Regions from separate parts of the Homo sapiens genome. Here region 1 is linked to region 2. Evidence: chromatin contacts called from ENCODE Hi-C or POLR2A ChIA-PET data. All regions are on one chromosome and are shown on one strand. Each heading gives the region's core, a stretch centred on a gene start or an enhancer-like site at or near the end of the contact. The rest is flanking DNA. Distances are from core to core; before and after follow the strand shown.

Evidence for each region. A loop is a pair of places that touch in the nucleus more often than their neighbours do. ChIA-PET counts read pairs that join two places held with the same protein, here RNA polymerase II (POLR2A).
Region 1: a map of Caco-2 shows a loop between it and region 2 (6-fold over the local background). The contact joins two enhancer-like sites. A Hi-C loop is called at or near these places in 1 of 168 maps with a recorded cell type or tissue (Caco-2). POLR2A ChIA-PET finds 5 or more read pairs at or near these places in 4 of 52 experiments (A549, A673, HCT116 and 1 more).

What each region holds. Positions count from the first base shown.
Region 1 is chr10:112,897,422-112,904,588 of GRCh38, forward strand. The region is part of intron 1 of LINC02935 (long intergenic non-protein coding RNA 2935); the gene reads left to right. Among named protein-coding and RNA genes, the nearest start is that of LINC02935, 10 kb to the left of the region's middle. RefSeq lists enhancers at 1,443-2,255, 3,843-4,343. Within about 2 kb of position 1,555, at least 5 of the 41 ENCODE cell types and tissues checked have a DNase peak (open chromatin) inside an H3K27ac peak, as active enhancers do.
Region 2 is chr10:112,809,973-112,817,364 of GRCh38, forward strand. It overlaps VTI1A (vesicle transport through interaction with t-SNAREs 1A), which reads left to right. Exons shown (of 8, transcript NM_145206.4): 8 at 5,318-7,392. The coding sequence ends at 5,411. Among named protein-coding and RNA genes, the nearest start is that of LINC02935, 77 kb to the right of the region's middle. RefSeq lists enhancers at 879-1,579, 1,580-2,278, 2,279-2,978. Within about 2 kb of position 1,944, at least 13 of the 41 ENCODE cell types and tissues checked have a DNase peak (open chromatin) inside an H3K27ac peak, as active enhancers do.

The sequences.
Region 1 (7,167 bases), core at 305-2,804, 87 kb after region 2:
TATATATGTATATATACATGTATGTATATATGTCATTATATATACATGTATATATATCATGTTATATATATCATGTATATATATCATGTTATATATATATCACATATATATGATATATGATATATATATACACACACACAGTGGAATACTACTCAGCCATAAAGAAGGAATGAAATCCTGTCTTTTGCAGCAACATGGATGGCTTATTATCTTAAGTGAAATAAGCCAGGCACAGACAAATACCACATGCTGTCACTCATAAATGGGAGCTAAACAATGTGTACCCATGGAAGGAGAGTGTGGAATGATGGACAATGGGGACTCAGAGAGGTGGAGGGGGTGGGAGTGGATGGATGCTGGGAGGTTGCTTGGTGGGTGCAATGTGCATTGCTCCAATGATGGAGGTACTGAAGGCACTCACTTCACCACAATGCAATATGTCAATGTAGCAAAACTGCACTTGTACCCCATTAATATATACAAATAATTTTTTTAATTAAAAACTTCTTTAGTTCCTTTTCTACCAAATTCCTGTGTCTTCCTGCCATCTGTCAATCCTGACTTCCCTTTAGGGCCATCCATTTAGAAATAAACAGATAAGGCCAGGCATGGTGGCTCATGCCTGTAATACCAACACTTTGGGAGGCTAAGGCGGGTTGATTACCTGAGGTCAGGAGTTCGAGACCAGACTAGCCAACATGGTGAAACCCCATCTCTATTAAAAATACAAAAATTAGTTAGGCGTGGTGGCACATGCCCGTGATCCCAGCTACTTGGGAGGCGGAGGCAAGAGAATCGCTTGAACCCGGGAGGCGGAGATTGCCCTTCAGCGTAGGTGACAAGAGCGAAACTCCATCTCAGAAGAAAAAAAGAAAAAGAAAGCAATGGATAAAGTCACTGAGCACCCCTGTGCCAGGTACCATGCAAAGCACTCACACGTGCTAGCTCAGGTCATCTTCCCAACACTCTACAAGTGAGGTAGAATTATTATCGTCTTCACCTTACAGATAGGGATAAACAGCTTAGGAAGTGACAGTGACTTTCTCAAGGTCACAGAGCAAGTAAGTAAGCTGTGGAGAAGAAACTGACCCCCCATCAGTCTGACTTGAAACCAACTTGGGTACTGCTGCCCATGGATGCCCCTTCTCCACCCCAGCTCTTGCCGTGGGAGCCTTTGTCCCCAAAATGCTGGACTGAGATGGACGCTCAGTGACCCGGATTAGGGTGCTCTGCCCTTGCCTAGGATGAGGTGAATATTCACTATCATGACCAGCTTGGGGAAATCGGGCCTCGCTGACGTCATCAATTATGCATGGTCCTGGGCTAAGCCCTTGCGCTGTGGGACTTGGGGAAAGGTGCTTCCAGGGAGAGGGCAGCAGCGCGTTGAGTCACTTGCCTCTTGTTTAACTCTTTCCCTGCTGCCTCGACTCTGGAGGCGGGGTTTGGGCCTGGGGTTCCGTTTTGGGCGTCTCTGACAGGGCTTGTGTAGAGTAAGCCGGGTTTCCACCCCAGTCCGCTCCCTCCACTTCAGGCCTCATTAGTGCCCGCAGCTCGGATTTACACAGATGTAAATCTGGCCATTAGCACCTCACGCTCTGGCAAGGAGGTGTGGCCAAAGGGAATTTAAGGGCAGCAGGGGGTGGGGGTGGGGAGCAAACTTTGAGCCCAACTTAATGTTTAACTTCTCGGACAATGGGATTGTCAGGCTTCCCCATCTCTATTCCAGGCAGTTTCTTGGGGAAAGGGTCGATAAATACCCACAGATAACAGACGACGCTGGGTGGGTGGCAGGAAATGGATCGCTAAATTATACATCAGATGCAAGGTAGCTAGGTCGGGCCAATGGGAAGCAACTTCTCCAGGGAAAAGCTTCCAGAGCCCCCAGTTCTCTCCCTAACCACACTTTAGCTTTCCTTTGTCTGGAAAGAGAAGCCACTAAATGCCTCTTACCCCAGTGTTAACTCTTTGTTAGGAGGGAATCTGAAGGGAAGATAATTCCAGGAGCGGGGAAGAATGAGAAAGAGAGAAAGAGAAACAGACCCATTTCTGGTAAATAATTAACACCAAAAAATGTTTCCCTAAAAAAAAAATGCCCAGCAGAACTTTCAACTTCTCCAATTTGGGAAGTCAAAAGTTTAACTGGGCGCCAGGCGGCTGATGCCAAGACAGGCCTCCAGCTATGTAACACTGGCCATGCCTGAGCTTGGCTCTGGACCTCTCCTTCCTGAGGAGATGTGGCATCTGGGTGACAGCAGTAGAGGGCCTCTAGCTTTCTTCCGGAGCCGCAGGCAGGGAGGCAGAAGCCTGGGGTCTGTCATCCTGGGTGTTTGGAATCCCCCCACAGGGCTTCACAGAAGCACAAGTATGTCATCAGGCTGATCTCAAGTCGAGACATAAGTAGCATCAGTTTGGGAATCACACCTGGGTCTCCATTCCGGCTTGGTAGTTACCTGCTGTGTGACTTCACACAGTTACTTAACCTCTCTGAACCAGTTTACTTAGCTATAAAATGGAGTCAACAAAACTGCTTTGGGAGAGTTGTTGCCAGGATTAGACACAGTACATGTCAGGGGTCAGCAAACTATGGCGTGTGGGCCAAATCTAGCAGGTGCCTGTTTTTGTCTCTTTATATAAAGTTTTTAAAACAGCCACCCCCTTTGAATGACTGATTGTCCATGGCTGTTTGCATGCTACAACAGTGGAGCTGAGTAGCAGAGGCCCTGCAGCTCTCAAAGCCTAAGGTATTTACCTGTTAGACCTTTGCAGAAAATGTGGCTGACCCTGGGATATGTAAAGATGTAGCTTGGTGCTTCAGAAAAGTTCAAAATGTGGAGGAAGCAGTGGTTAGTGTCATTAATATCATCCCAGGCTATTCCACATCTTGTCCTTCATTCTTTAATCTGGAAAGTGTGACTCTTGCGTCCCTTGTGTATTTTGCTACTCATAGATCCTGCCTCCACTCACACTCTAAGTGCTGGTAATTACATTTGGGACAGGGGCTTTTCTATGCTCCTGAGTGTGCAGGAGATGCTAATGACAGCACCTCTTGCCCTTGTTAGGACTAGACAGGCCTCCACCCTAGGTGACAACCTATCTTTGACCCCTACTCTTCTCACCAGCCTACCCAGTCCACCTCCAAGGTCTGTGGACTTTTTTTTTTTTTTTTTTGAGACAGAGTCTTGGTCTTGTCTCCCAGGCTGGAGTGCAATAGTGCAATCTCGGCTCCCTGCAACCTCTGCCTCCCAGGCTCAAGCAATTCTCCTGCCTCAGCCTCCCAAGTAGGTGGGATTACAGACACCCACCATCTTGCCCGGCTAATTTTTTTTTCTTTTTCTTTTTTTGTATTTTTAGTGGAGATGGGGTTTCACCATGTTGGGCAGGCTGGTCTCGAACTCCTGACCTCAGGTGATCCGCCCACCTCAGCCTCCCAAAGTGCTAGGAATAGAGGCATGAGCCACTGTGCCCGGCTGGTGTGTGGACTTTAACTCCTTCACTGGGCTTAAGTGATTGGTGTCACAGAAGGAAAATGAGTTTTGGCATTAAACACGCTAGCATTTGTTTTTGGTTTTGCTTTTATTTCTTTATTTGAAATAGGGTCTCCCTCTGTCACCCAGACTGGAGTGCAGTAGCGTGATTGCAGCTTACCGCAGCCTCAACCTCCCAGGCTTCAGTGACCCTCCCACCTCAGCCGCCCAAGTAGCTGGGACTACAGGCAGGAGCCACCATGCTTGGCCAATTTTTGTATTTTTGTAGAGACAGTGTTTTACCATGTTGCCCAGGCTGGTCTCAAACTGCTGGGCTCAAGCGCTCCATCTGCCTTGGCCTCCCAAAGTGCTGGAAATACAGGCGTAAGCCACCGCACCCGGCCTAGACCTGCATTTGAATCCCAGTTTGGCTCCTTCTCCTCTCAGCAAGACCCTGGGCAGGTATGACCTTGATCAAACACGCCCCATATTCCCCTGGCTCACCTTCAAGGTCACCCGCCATTCCCTGTGCCTGCTGACAGTCTCCACCCTCAAGTGCCCAGGGTCTCCCCTTGGTTCCAAGAGAACTTGCTCAATCTTGAGTAGGGCAAGCAGAGTGCCCTAGATTTAACCCCTCCAGAGAAGGCATCCCCCAAAGAGGGCCAGAGGCTGTTGGCTAAGCATCTCAGCTTCCTCGTCCCTTTGGGGACAAGAGATGACACAAAGCACTGGTTCCTCGGAAGGCCCCCAGCAGGATGAAGCCTCAGTTGTCCATAACAGCACCTGCAATGTCTCTTCCTTCCCTGCTCCCTTACTGGTGCTTCCTGGGATCGCCTCCTGAATAAACTACCTGCTCCCAAATCCTCCCAAATGCTAAGCTCTATAAGCCTCAGTTTTCCCAATGGTAAAAGGGGTCTGGCAACATCCACCTCATAGGGTTGTTAATGAGTGAGACTATGTAATAATCCTTGCAGTGGAAAAATCCAGAGGTGCATCTGCTCTCTCCCTGAGCCCTTGTCTACTATGTGCTCTATGGAATGAGGTGGGTGTTTATGAAGTCTCATAATGTCATGACCACCATGGGTTAGTAGCCAGTGCACAAAGGCTAAGGTTTGGAGAATATGAGTTATATGCTTGCATCAGTACTTAGGTTCTTACTGGGGCTCCCGTGACAAATGAAAAATGGCTACTATAGAAAAGAAAGGAAATGGAAGTCTCCATCTTGGTGAGAAGACAAATACACTATTCATTTGTCAGAAAGATTTCAGGTCCTTTCAGAAGTAGCATGAAAGAGCAGAGAGTTTGAATCTTGGCCCCACCACCTAAAATAGCTGTGTAAATGTGAACAATTTACTTGATCTTGCTGAGCCTGTTTTCTGTATTGCAAAATTGTAATGAGAATTTAAATAATATCAGTAACCCCTTTGAGTAGAGGCAGTTCTATTGTGGGTAAGAAACGAATGATACGGTCTTTGCTTTCCAAGATCTTAGAATCTCACTGGGAGATAGGGCCAGGCAGGTGGCTCACACCTGTAATCCCAGCACCTTGGAAGGCCAAGGCGGGCGGATCACTTGAGGTCAGGAGTTTGAGACCAGCCTGGGCAACATAGTGAAACCCCTGTCTCTTCTAAAAATACAACAATTAGCCAGGCATGGTGGTGTGCACCTGTAATCCCAGTTACTAGGGAGGCTGAGGCAGGAGAATTGCTTGAACCCGCGAGGCAGAGGTTGCAGTGAGTTGAGATCATGCCACTGCACTCCAGCCTGGGCGACATGGCAAGACTCCATTTAAAAAAAAAAAAAAAGAATCTCATTGGGAGATAAGATCAGACACAGGAATAGCAGAAGCAGAGCATGACTGGATCCTTGGCCAGCAATATTTACTGAGCACCTACTATGCACTAGACATTGAAATGCAGGTGCTTGCTAGAAGTGGTCACAGGAGACTCTCCCTCTACCAGTATTCATCTTATAAGCCACCTTTCCTTCCTTCCTTCCTTCCTTCCTTCCTTCCTTCCTTCCTTCTTTCTTTTCTTCCTTCCTTCCCTTCTTTCCTTCTTCTTCCCTCCCTCCTTTCCTTCCTTTTCCTCTTCCTCCCTGTCTCCCTCCTTCCCTTCCTTCCTCACTTCTGTCTTCTCTTTCTTTTTCTCTTCTTTTCACCCATATTGTTTCATTCCTTCCTCTCTAAATCTGTTTTTCCCTCCTTCTCTGTCAGCACCATAGACCTCCAACCAGCGATGTTACTTGATCTCAGGGGAGCTGCAGGTCCAGACAATCCCAAGCCCTGGAGATCCCATCCATCCTTCAGGGTAAACTGGGAGCATCTTCTTCCACCCCCAGAGTATTTGAATTTGAATGGAAGGAGGAGCATCATAATCACTGAATGCATCAAATATCTCTGAGTCCCATTATATGTAAGGTTCTCTACAAATAGCAGTACGCTGGAACCAGCTCATACTAGCTTCTAGGAAACAATTATTAAGTTTTCAGGATTTTTTTCTTAAATTTATTCATTATTATTATTATTATTATTTGAGACAGAGTCTTGCTCTGTCAACCAGGCTGGAGTGCAATGGCGGGATCTCAGCTCACTGCAACCTCCACCTCCCAGGGTCAAGGGATTCTCCTGCCTTAGACTCCCAAGTAGCTGGGGTTACAGGCACACGCCACCACACCCGGCTAATTTTTTTGTATTTTTAGTAGAAATGGGGTTTCACCATGTTGGCCAGGCTGCTCTCAAGCTCCTGACCACAGGTGATCCACCTGCCTCAGCTTCCCAAAGTAGTGGGATTACAGGCGTGAGCCACTGTACCCGGCCTTTTAATTTATTTTTTATTTTTTGAGACAGTTTTCCTCTGTCATCCAGGCTGGAGTGCAATGGCACACTCTCAGCCCACTGCAACCCTTGCCTCCTGGGCTCAAGCAAATCTCATGCCTCAGCCTCCCGAGTAGCTGGGATTGCAGTCATGCACCACCATGCCTGGATAATTTTTGTATTTTTTAGTAGAGACAGGGTTCCACCATGTTGGCCAGGCTGGTCTCAAACTCCTGGCCTCAAGTGATCTGCCCACCTCAGCCTCCCAAAGTGCTGAGATTACAGGTATGAGCTATCATGGCCAGCAAGTTTTCAGGAATTTCTGAAGTGGCTGATGTCACATTGGTAGCTTGAAGTCAGCCATGATGGGACTATTTACACTACCGAAATTGGCAACTGCTACAAATCAGAAATGTATTTCCTCAGAGAGCCAGTTGTTAAACATTTACCAGCACACCACTGCATAAAATATAGGTTATACAAGAGAGACAGAGATGTGTAGAAACACACCCTGCCTTCAAGGAGCTACATAGGAGGTGAGATGATAACGATGTTGAGAATGTTGCTGATTTATAGCCAGGAAATGAAAGTTCAAGTTTCAGCTGAGTCACCCAGGGCAGGTCATTTTCTTTCTCTGGAACTCAGATTTCTGTTAAATGGGAATTATGGTAATATCTCCCTGCCTTTTTCACTGGGTTTTTGGGGAATTCACCAAAAATGATACACATGAAAGAAAACCCATTGGGGCCAGGCGCGATGGTTCATGCCTGTAATCCCAGCACTTTGAAAGGCTGAGGCGGGTGAATCACATGAGGTCAGGAGTTTGAGACCAGCCTAGCCAACATGGTGAAACCCCATCTCTACTAAAAATACAAAAAAATAACCAGG
Region 2 (7,392 bases), core at 694-3,193:
GACTCAACCTAAAAATGCTTTTTGGTCATAAATAACAGAAAACCCAATTCAAACTGACTTTGGAAAATAAAGTCAGTTTATTTTCTCATATAAGTTAAAGTCCAAAGAAAGGGTGGTTTGATTTAAAAAAAAAAAAATGTTCACTGTCGGCCTGGCATGGTGGCTCACACTTGTAATCCCAGCACTTTGGGAGGCCAAGATGGGCAGATCACCTGAGGTCAGAAGTTTGGAACCAGGTTGGCCAACACGGTGAAACCCCATCTCTACTAAAAATACAAAAATTAGCTGGACATGGTGGCAGGTGCCTGTAATCCCAAGTACTTGGGAGGCTGAGGCACGAGAATCACTTGAACCTGGGAGGGGGAGGTTGTAGTGAGCTGAGATCGCACCACTGCACTCCAGCCTGGAGACAGAGAATGACTCCATCTCAAAAAAAAAAAAAAAAAAAGTTAAAAATTAAAGTTCTCTGTCTTCAGGACTGGGGTTCTATTTCTCTGCCCACTGTGGGTCAGCTTCTTTCTTAGGTTGGCTTCCCTCAATGAATCAAAAGGCCTGCAGTGGATCCAGCCTGACATCCACACACCAAACTGTCCAGGTGACCCCGCATTTCAAGCAAAGTTGCTGAGATCCACTCTGTTGGATGGACTTAAGTCACAAGCCTGCTCCTGGTCCAGTTACCATGGCCAGGGGCATGGAATGTACTGACCATCTCAGCCTCAGTCACAGCTGTACCCCTGGAGCTGGGGTAGCATCAGCTGTTTGGAATAGGGAAACGAACGCAGCCACTGTAGATCTGCTGTACACAGGAAGCGGATGCCTGGCTAGGCCTGGTGAGGCCTCACGCATGATATCATCAGTCATCAATACACAGGAGCATTGGCTGGAAGAAGCTCCTGATTCTTCAGTGAAAAGTGTTGTGACCAAGAGGTCAGAAGAGGTTCCCAGCTTTTGAAAACCAAGAGGCAAAAACCTGTTCTTCAAGAAAAAAAAAATCTTATCAGTCTTCATCATACCTTAGCTTCTGAAATACATGAAACCAGAGCCTCTCTTGGCTTGGCCAGATGCCTCGTCTTGTCTGAGAGGCGGACGGTAGCGTTATCACTCAGGGTAAAAGAGCTTATGGTATTCGGCAGTGACAACCCCCAGTCCTCAATGGCTTAACGCAAGTCCACTGGGAGTCCAGGTGCATCTCCAGGACAGTGGCCCTTTACATAATGACTGCAGGATCCAGGCAGAAGATGTTACCACCATCCTATAACTTGTACTCTCTGGAACAATACAGCCCCTCCCTCCCCAAATCAAAACCGCAGGAAGAGCCCGCTAGAGAGACAAACACTGGAAGTTAGATGCCTCCAGCTGGCAGTGACACTCAGAACTTTTGCTCTCATTTCTTTAGCCAAAGCTAGTTCCATGACCAAGCCTAACATTAAGGTGAGTGCAGACCGGGCGCGGTGGCTCACGCCTGTAATCCCAGCACTTTGGGAGGCCGAGGCGGGCGGATCACGAGGTCAGGAGATAGAGACCACGGTGAAACCCCGTCTCTACTAAAAATACAAAAAAAATTAGCCGGGCGTGGTGGCGGGCGCCTGTAGTCCCAGCTACTCGGGAGGCTGAGGCGGGAGAATGGCGTGAGCCCGGGAGGCGGAGCTTGCAGTGAGCCGAGATTGCGCCACTGCACTCCAGCCTGGGCGACAGAGCGAGACTCCGTCTCAAAAAAAAAAAAAAAAAAAAAAAAAAAAAGAGTGCAGTCCATGCCTGGAAGTAGAGGAGAACTGGCTATTGGAGAACACTCGTAATGCCTGTTCCAGTGGAATTCCTGGGCTCCTCGAGCAAGAGCAGAGAACTGTGCCAGGTGCAGTGCCGCGCCTGTCCCCTGCACTGGAACCAGCCTTCTGTGATTCCGGCTGCCACACGCAGGAGCTCGTTTCCAGGCTGGGAGGAGACTGGCAATGGAAAGATTAACCGCTCCCTGAGTTCCACATGGGGATCAGTACTTTCAATAGTACTTTGTGAGTTCAGCCTCAAAGTAAATGGTTAATTCATCTTGTATCAACAGCACTGTGATTCATAATGTAAACTTGGAGAATCCTTGATGTTTCGGGCCCACATTCCTTTTATTTTGGCTCTGCATTCTTTTAAAGCCACAGTGTGCTCACTTAATAGAATGCAGCATGCAAATGCACAAGTTTTTGCCTGGAGGCAATTTAGCCTGGCTGTTTCAATGGATGTCTTCTTTCAAGTGTATATTCTTTCTTAAATTATTTACTGGGTAAACACACTTTGCATTTTCAAAAGGGAGATTAAGACGGCTTGCTGCAGACCTAGTTCAACATAAAGCCCTCCCCTTGCCCAAAGTTAGGAGGAAGTTACTTTGGGCTTCTCCCCAAGTTCCTTCGCTGCCATCTCACTAGCTGGGAACCCCTTGGCCTAGCTGGTTTTTCTGATTGTCTCCGAGCTCTGCATTCCTTTCTGCTTTGCCTACAGCAATACAGGCCGGCAGCCCCTGGCTGCGATTGCAACTAAGCTTCCTCACAGATGGGGCCCACCAATGCCAGCCTGTATTTCCCCCTTCCAAACTGGCTCAGTCCTATCCACCCAGATGCCCTGACAGTTCACTTTTCTGGTCCTGAGGGGTATCACATTTGCACAACTCCTTTGAGGTCCAAGGTTGGGGTGGATGGCCCAGCCAGTCAAGCTTGCTTAGAGCTCTCTCTATTCCAACTCTTTCCCCATCCCCTTCTACTCTTCCTCCCAAATGTCTGCCAGCATTTGGTTTGAAAGCAAATGCCCTTTCCTGCTGACACCCCGCCCCCACCCAGCACAAAGGAGTTCCTTCTAGCTTCAGGGGGAAGACCAAGTAGTGCTGAGAAGGCGTGATGGTAGGAAGTTTCATCTTTGACGGGGCTTGCTTCAACTTTGAACTTTAACCTTTTCCATGCAGACTTCCTGAGATTTTCCTGCAAATTAATTGCACAGACTTCTCCATTCTCCTTTGAATGGAAGATTACAGTTACCAGAGACTGCATTCTTTCACGATCACTCTTTGGGCAGTTCTCTTTTGAGTACCTGTGTGCAACGCGACTGTGCCATGTGCTGGGGTGGTAGAGGTGAATTCCACATGGTCCCAGTCCACACAGGTTGGGCCCTTGGAAGCAACAGAGCGGGCGGTGGAGGGGAAGCCACCAGGCCCTGTGGGTGCACCAAGGAGGGGGTGAAGCCCAATTAGGAAGGTTAGGGAAGAGCTGAGGATTTAAGGATTCCTGTGTATTCATATTTCTTACCATGCCTCAGATTGAACAAGTAACACCCACAGTTAATCCTTTCTAAATTAGCATCATGGATGCCTTGGGGCCCTCAACCCACAAATAAAATGGTTGTCAACCAAGCTGTACAAGAGACACACTACTGTAGATTACTTAAGGCAGAATTTTAAAGAGTTTTCATGCTTTTAATCTGTTTCACTGCTGAGTTTCAATTTTGCTGATTTCCTTTGCAAGTCTGATGCGGGTGACTGTGGTAAATAGAGATTTTGACAGTGACTTGGGCAAATGGGATGTGTAGGGACCATTCTGAAGGCTCCTGTCCCTCCCAGAGAAAAGGGGGAAAAAATCAATTTGGGTTTTAAACAGAGCCACCAAGTAGCACCGATCAGTGTTGATAATTAGCCTCACTATCATAAGCCATGAAGTCCTGTTTTTATTTATTTATTTGGGGGACAGAGAATCTTCCTGCCTCTTGAGTAAGTGTGGCCTGTTAAGTCTGAATTAGCTGTCATCACAGAAGAATTAATGTCGGAGTGCAGACTTTCTAGTGGGGAAGGGAAGAACTAAACGAGACAGATCTTAGCCAAGCCTTGAGTGATAAATGAGGACCAAGTGGACCATTCATCTCCTGCGAGGAGAGTGGACAGAGGCACTAAGGCAGTTTTGCGGAAGACGTGTCAGCAAATGTGATCATTTTGTTACCTGTCAGGAGGAGAGAGAGCTCGTCCTTTTAGGGGGCCACGAGGGAGTGGGTTGGTCTGATAAGACAGTTTCCATTCAACCGTTTAGGTTTGGAGAAGAAGGGGATGGGTGAGGAGGAATCTGACTAAAACTACAACCTGATGTCATCCTTCCAGGAAATAAACTCATCTAGGAAGTAGAAAATACCCTGCAAAGATTTTTTTGTGTGTGAAGATACAAAGTAGGGGTGTGGGGTCTCTGTTCCGTGGGGAGCCCAGCTTCATCTCCCCAGCTCCTCCCCATGGAAGACCCATGTCCAGTGTTTGGTGACTGGAGTAGGGCAGCAGGCCTTTTGCTGCTTGGTATTTGGAGGAGGGTTGGATGGGGTTTGCCGTGGGGTTTTAAGCTGGACAGATAGCTGGCTAGACTGCCAGCCAGCTCATGTCTCTATTTCCGTGCAGCTCTGTGAGAGCGAGCGTGGGCACGGCTGTTTGACCTAGGTTCCCTTTGAAACTCTCAACAAAGCATTCTGATGTTCGACCTCTTTTCTCCGAATGAGGTAACAAATTATGAAACAACCTCATCAGAAGCTCTCTGCAGGCATCTGGGAGCGTGTGTCTCCACTCTGGTCCCCCTTCTAAGTTGCTGGTTCCCCATCAGCGTGCAGCCCAGCCAGAACCCAGGGAGGTAGAATCCCTGGAGGTAAAGGCCCAGCAACAGACGCACAACAGGCACCTTGAGTACATTGTATATTTCTCATTTCCATCTTTTTTGCTATGGAGCAAATGTAACGTTTCCTCCTAGCGTAACGGAGCGTGAGCCACACTGACAGATGATGGTTTCACAGCCTAAGCTGCACATTTGACACTTGTTTCTTAATCCCATCCTTTTCTTCCTTAGTCTCTGTTTTACTTTTCCCCAGGTATTTTTGTGCAGGTAAGTACATTGCTGACATGTGTTTCCTTGGAGTATTTTACTTTAACAGGAAACACTGCAAAAAATGAGGCTTGTCTCGCCTTTTAAATTAGAAAGAGAAGCTCGCAAGGGGCCCTTGATCACTTAAAGAGGCTACATGATTTTCTGAGCCTCGAAAGCCATTTGATTCGCCTTAGCTTTGCAGTAAGCATTTCTCGGAGGGCAGCGTGACAATCATGTGGAGCCTTTCGTTTCCTCGTGGATCGTTTGTAGAACCAGAAAGCTGCGTGATGTCTCTTTCGCGCGCGCACACACACACACACACACACACACACACACACGCTCCCCACCCCCACCTGCAAAGCTGCCGTTTGATTAGCCAACCTGGCCTCGGACGGCGTTTGTGGGAAGGCCTTCCACTTATCTGTGTGTGTTTTTTCTCCTTTGCTGTCTCCTAGAATCATCCAGAACCGCATCCTGCTCGTCATCCTAGGGATCATCGTGGTCATCACCATCCTGATGGCGATCACTTTTTCTGTCAGAAGACACTGATGTATCTGCTCTCCCTTGATAAACAGCAACAACAGCTTGTTCTGAGTAATTAAGACAAAATGGTCACATGAATCATTCTGTTGCGCTGACAGGCCCCAGGTGACCCTCTCTCTCCCTCACCGCCGTTGGGCTGAAGTGCAAAGAGTGTAAAAATATTTTCTATTCCTGTTTGCATGTGGGTTGGTTTCCTTTTCGAGGTTTGTCTTCACCCAGATTCGTTTTTTAGAGGGGAAGGTGAATGTTTATTTACCTTTTTGCTAATGTCATCAACTAGCCAAAATAGCCCCAGTGACACTCCTAGCCCTCTGGACGTGTCAAGGGCCGTGGTTTGGGAGAGGACATGATGAGTCAGTCACGAGAGCTTCTGTTTGTCACCCGCCTCTTGTTGCTGAAAAGCTCTTCTGTGATGTCTGAGGATAAAAATGCAGCAAAAAGCAGGGGATGGAGTCAGTGACCCCGTCCAGCAAGCCAGCCCTGTTCCTACACAGGCCTCATGAATATAGTCATCAACCTGCCTGAGTGCTTTCATTGTAAAGGTCGGTATTTAATGTCGGTTGTACAGGAAATTGACTTAGCACTTTCCCTGTTTTTCTATTGCATAATTTTTTTTTTAACCCAAAGATATTTTTTTTGCTGAGCCTGCCCAGTATTCACTGTTCACAACTTTGATTACTGGCTACAAGAAATATTTTCTTGCCTTCCCCAAATCCCATACTCCCCAGAATCTGCTGGCAAAGTGAGCCCTGGTACAGGATTTAATTGTGACCTCGTCTTCCCTGACCTGTGTAAGCATCTCTGTATCCTTTCGGTTTTAATATCTGCACTGCCAAAAGCAGTCCTCATACTTGCAAAAGGTCTGACAAGGTTCTCTCCACATACATTCCAGTATGTAAAGAGACCATGAATATTTCAGTAAGAGCAAGAACATGACTCCATCAGTGTGAAATTTCAAATGTGATTATAAATATGGGAGAGTCCTATAGGAGGGTCCACCAGAGATAAACTTCACGGAAAACGTTCCCTAACCTCCTTTAAAAGAATAGAGGATGGCAGATTGTTCCAAAAGGAATGGCTTGGGTTTTTAACTAACAAATGTTAGCAAGCCTTTCTTGAATTCACTATGTATTCAAACTTCTAATATGCTTTGTGATTTTTTTCTTTCATTTCTTTCTGTCTGAGGTAACCAGGAATTGCGTTCAAAATGAGCTCATTTGTGATCAGGCTTAAAAGTTGCCCAAGCTGAGGTCGTTTCCCCCCAGTCACAAAGCAGAATGTTTTTCTCAAGACTTCATAGGCACTTACTGGTCCGTACTATCTTTGGAATATAATTAGAAGCTTTGAATCCTTGAAAAGCAAACCTGTTCTCTTCATCAAAAATGCTAACCACCTGTGCCCGTGGATCAATATCACCTGGATGTAGTGCTTGATATTTTTCCCAACTCAGAAGAAAACCATTATGGTTTAGAGAGGAAATGCAGAATGGCAGAATCCACCAGAGAAATTGCACTTATCGAAACAGGCCAAGGCCTGCATGTGTTCGGATAAATCATTTAGTATTGTGTAAATAAAGCTGCAGCCTTTACTTCGGAGGGATGGTGTGGGATTTTGGCCGAGGGAAGCAGGACAGAGAAGGAGCAGGAAGCTATGCTAATTTTCCTGTCAGCTTAAGGGATCCGTCTCAGCAAGAATCTTGTATTCTGATAACGGAATGCTGTACGTGCTGACCACATCTAAGAACCATTAAAAAGCAAGGAAACAAACAAACAACCCTTTTCTCATTCCGACACACGAATAGTCATCGAGTATTACACCAGCCCCTCTGGTGGCTTCCTTCAAAACTGTTGATCTTAGCTAAAGTGTATAACCAGTTACCAGCTGCACTTCGCACGGCCATCCCGTCCACAATGCAGCAGACTCTTCCCAAGGCCACCTAGCAAGCAAGGTTGATCGGATCATCTAAACTGGCCGCCTCCTGAATATT